Regions from separate parts of the Homo sapiens genome. Here region 1 is linked to region 2. The links are chromatin loops, found by intact Hi-C in ENCODE. Cell type or tissue: MCF 10A. All regions are shown on one strand.

Region 1 (2,500 bases), 51 kb after region 2:
TTTTAATCCAATTTCCCAATATATATTGGTCAATTTCCCTAACCCAGATGATGCCAATGATAAATACTCCCATTATCATTTCAACAGTGATAGAAACCATGGTATATTGCTAAGTAGGGAAGTGGTAACAGGTTACAAAATAATATGATCAGAAAGAGAAACTATCTGTTATTATCTTTGCATGGTTGGGATTATGCTTATTTGTATTTTGGACACGTTTTGCCTTCATTTTAGTTATTTGCTTATTTTAAATTTTATTTTTTAGAGACAGTGTCTCACTGTGTCACCCAGGCTAGAGGGCAGTGGCATGATCACAGCTCACTGCAATCTCAAACTCCTGAGCTCCAGTGATCCTCCCGCCCCAACCTCCAGAGTAGCTAGGACTACAGGCATGCACCACTTGGCTAATTTTCTTTTTAATTTTTTGTAGATACAAGGTTTTGCGTCTTGCCCAGGTTGGTGTATTTTAGACATGTTAAAAATATTTTCTTTGTAATCATACAATTTTAGAAGAGGAAAAAAAAAACAAACAGGATAGAGGATGGGGAGGATAAGGTGGCTTTATTTTACCATATGGCTATAAGGTTTTACATAAATACTAGAAAAGCATATTATATATTTAATGAAAAAAAGTAATGTATATTGATATTTTCCAGAGTCTACTTCTATTTTTATCCACACGTTCTCCAAATAGTAGCTTGTAAGAAGATTTAAAATATGAGAAAGAATACCTGATCATGGAAGGAAGTGGTGGTGTTTTTTTTAATGTCTTTAGAGAGTATAATAAAACCTCACAAAAGTGTATTAAGTAGGGCCCCCCAAAAATACAGGCAAGTAAAATGTGAAAGATTTATATAGCATAGTAATTGAAATGGTGAATCACTTTACAGGCAACAGCAGGCCAAAGGTTTTACAAGTCTGGTTACAAAATCCAAGTCCACCCAGACCACAGCTGAAGATGAGTGTAACCCAGAACTGAACATTCATAAACACTGATGAAGCAGTGAGGATTAAAAAGGTATGGAATGCCTCATAAAAATGAAAGCTATCTTGGTTATTAAAATGGCTAGAACTTAGGTCTAAGTAGAGAAAGGATAATGAAAAGTGGAAAAAATTTGAAAATCACAGAGAAGCAGAAAAACAGGGTTTAGGTGTGTGATTAATTAGCGGTCAGATTCCATTAACTCGTTCTCTTAAGTTTACTTTCTTCAATTATAGAAACTAAACATAAAAAAAAACAGAAAAACTATCTTCCTTATTCACTGGCAGTTAGGGTTTTGGATGAAACTTAGGCCTCATCCATTAGAATGCACTAACACGAGACATGGAAGGCAGAGTGCAGCGGGGGCGGGGGGGGGGGGGGGTGGCAACCATTATCCTGTTGCCTTTGGCTGTTTTCTCTAGCTTGATTGAAAAGATTTAAGTTGTTCCACAGTATTCCAGGCTCCAATTTCCAGCTTTAAGAATGTCAAGAGATGGAATATAAGCGGCAACTAGACTTTGCATTCCAATTTCCAGGCATAGCTCAGAGGCAGTACCTAATCCTGGCTTCCTGTTTCCTGGGCTGCAGCTATAGAAGTATGTTCTTGAACTCAGTAGTCCAAGAGGCCGCTTTCCTAATTGTGACAGAAGTAGCCGCTTCCCTGACTGGTCGCTTCCCTGACTGGTCAGTCCTGCAATGATGTGGGAGTCATTTCAGAAGTCTGAGCTAGAGCTTTCCTCCAGTCCTTCCAGTGATTTTTTAAAGAACCTAATCCCCTGTATTAAATTCCTTATTTGAAAATTTCTAGAATGTTTACTGTATCATGACTGACAAGTAAAACAAATGGGCTATAGCCGAAACTAATTTAAAAATAGCAACAACTTACACTTACAGCTTTTCCTAATTCATCAATTGTAATTCAAGCAACAAAAAAGCAAAAAACAAGATGTTTTTTCCCCAAATATATTTTATAAATGAAATCACTGAAATTCTGAGAAATGAAGCACATCATAAGACGCGAGAATGGTGCACAGGCTTCAAAATTTAAGTCTTCTAACTCTTAAATCCAGTGGTCTTTCTGCCTTACTAGCAGTTCTTCAAATATGGTCCATTGATCCTTGGGGTCCCCAGGGCCCCTTTGAAAAAAGGGAGGAAAGTCCTTAAATAAAAAAATAATACTACTCAGATATTATTTGCCTTTTGTACTGTAGCCACATTTGCACCAATGATGCAAAACGATATTGAATAAAACTGCTGCATCTTAGCACAAATCAAGGCAGCAGCACCAAGTTGCATAATTCATTGTATTAGTCACAAATATACACACTCACTGTTTTAAACAGAAGCCAAGCCAGTTTCTTTTAGAATTATGTTCTTGGCGAAAAGATTAAACCTAATTTTATTAAACCTCAAACCTTGATTTATGTTTAATTCTAACATAAGAAGTACACATAAAGTACTTCTGCGATATATCCAGAGTATGCTGTTGCTAACAACTAGTGTAAAATGAGTTACAAG
Region 2 (2,500 bases):
TAACTTATTCTGAAAAAAAAGAAAAAATAGAATAGAAAAGAATAAAAGAGAGTTCCTTCCAAGAAAGGACAGATGGCAACTTGACACACACACACACACACACACACACACACACACACACACGCACACGCACACAAGTGCACACACCCCACCCAGAGCACTGTCCTTATTTTTCTTATTTTGCTGCATGCCAGTAAAAACTCTGTTACAGACTAGTAATGGGATCATAGATACTCATAAATCTGTTAGAGCTATTAAAAATTAAAATTCACATTTCTAATTCTTAAGCCCAAAGAAAATTTTTTAATCACCGGAACTCCCTGTGCAAACTTAGATTTAGTACCTAATTGATATGTACAAACATTGATATTGTATGACATTTCTCCAATGGAGTAACTGTGAATACCAGTTTGATATAAATTTAGAGCAGCAAACTAGAAAATCAGGCCATCTGCTATGTCATTAATCAGCTAAGCAATCCAGGGAAAATCTTTTGGTCCCTGTGAACCTGATATTGAGATTATAAAAATGGGGAGCCAAACTAGTTTATCTTAAAACCCTTTCTGGAAAAGAAAAATGACTATAATATTTAAATATAAAATCCAGACGTGATTTCCCTTCTCAATATTAACATTACACATATCCATCTGAGGTGACAGTAACCATGCTATGAGACACTTCTTACCTCTGGTGTCATTTTCTATTTCTGTCCTCCAGCGATGTAAACAACTTTCCAGCACAGAAAGTTCTTCCTCCGTTATGTGCCTTGGTGCCGGATGCATGGGCAAATCTGGAGGTATCCGGGACTGAGTAAATGGTTTGTGTATTACTGATCTCGATGAAATGGCAGCAACTGATGAAGGTGATGTGCTTGGCAGTTCTGAAGATAGGGCTCCCTGTTGTTCTGTTGTGCTGTATCAAAGCATAGAGTATTTCTTATTAACCTTTCAAGCTGAAACTCTTGACAAAGATCGTGCCAAACCCACAGTATTAAATTGGCTTGTAATTCAAAAGAAAAAATCTTAAAGAAATATGTGGATTGATCTAACATCCAAATGAGATTTTTAATACATAAGAACTAAATTATTATAAGATGAAGTTGTAGCTTTAGAGTTAAAACAGCTTAATCATATTTATTTCTAAAAAACAAGAAAATCTTACGCATGGTGATATTATTTTCCCTGGCTTATCAGCTTACATTACAGAAACAAATTCTAATTTGATAGTACTATTTTTATGGATCATAAAATGCTGAATCTTATATATGTACATACCAAAACATGCTAAAGTATAATTCTGAACTGAAAAAAAATGTGATTAAAATTTTAATCCATAACCATAAAATCTACTGAAATAATAAAAAAACTCCCAGAGGACATACAGTCTTCTAAGTGAATCTACTCTTAGGAGTTCACTGAAGTAAATCAAAGCATACATTTTATAGAAACTGTCTTTAAAGGCAGCAGTTACATTATTGTGTAATAAAGGTAACAACTGTCTCTTGCATCAGGATTACTTTTTACCTTGGTAATGTCTGTGATGGTATGGAACCACTAGGTGGGGAACTAGCGTCAATATCGTCAACAGGAGAAGTGCAAACAGGTTTACTTGAGGCAAATTCCAATGCATACTGAAGAACATCTACCAAGGGGAATCGTTTGGGACCGGAACCATAGCTTAAATATCTGTTAATCATAAAATGTACAAATGCTTTTATTTCTATATACAGCATATTTGGGCCTTTATTATTATTATAAAACGTGATACGATACTTCAATAAAACTTCCTCAGCAATAAAATTCATTTGCTTTAAAACGAAGATGGTAAAACTGAATATACACTTAAGAAAAACATTAAAAGTTCCCCAAAGACAGGAAACCAAGGCCGATTGGGACTGAATGTGAGTATATACTGTTATAATCTGTAAATGCTGTTCTAAATTGTAACTCAATAGGAAGATGAAAACTGACATCTCCTGAGACTGTTTTTATTTTTAGATCTGGCATCTGGTCTCATGATCAAGACAGTGATGTGTACTATCCTCCTATCTTTTACCACTAATCATGTTTCAATATGATTATTCATACTTTTTAAGAATAAAAATCATTAAAATACAATATACTATTTGATGTAAGAAGTTTTAGACTACTAATTTGAAAATTCCTAAAATAGGGGAATGCAGAGCAGATTGGGGTTTGCAAACTGAAATGACTTGTGACATTTCAGCCTTTAGATTTCTGTCTGGCCTGTAGAACATTTCTCAGTCCAGATTCTGACGTCTTTTAGAAATGATCCAAATCAATAGACAACAGTGAGGCCATACTCATACATGGTACCATCCACTGGTATGGAATGGCATTCATTCCCTGTACACACAGATTGCTCTCTAGGCTCCCGGCACATACCATCTTACACCTGACACAATTTCCTCCTTTACGAAGCTGCTGAGAAGACTTGGTAGGCAGCTGAGTTTGTATCCTGTTTTAAGGAGAAAAACTCA

What was found. Hi-C counts contacts between places; a loop is a spot of excess contacts. Peaks named below come from ENCODE experiments on the same cell type or tissue, not always from the same donor. Only the 100,000 strongest peaks of a DNase experiment are listed, where the experiment ranks them.
Region 1: a loop joins it to region 2, with 2.1 times the contacts of the local background. A loop is called at or near these places in 3 of 110 quality-filtered maps.

The regions. Positions count from the first base shown.
Region 1 is chr21:15,774,604-15,777,103 of GRCh38, reverse strand. The region is part of intron 3 of USP25 (ubiquitin specific peptidase 25); the gene reads right to left. Among named protein-coding and RNA genes, the nearest start is that of USP25, 46 kb to the right of the region's middle. In MCF 10A, no CTCF peak of the experiment used is centred here; DNase peaks (open chromatin) are centred at 943 and 2,263.
Region 2 is chr21:15,825,389-15,827,888 of GRCh38, reverse strand. It overlaps USP25 (ubiquitin specific peptidase 25), which reads right to left. Exons shown (of 26, transcript NM_001283041.3): 13 at 1,524-1,685; 14 at 686-912. Among named protein-coding and RNA genes, the nearest start is that of USP25, 97 kb to the right of the region's middle. In MCF 10A, a CTCF peak has its summit at 1,548; a DNase peak (open chromatin) is centred at 1,558.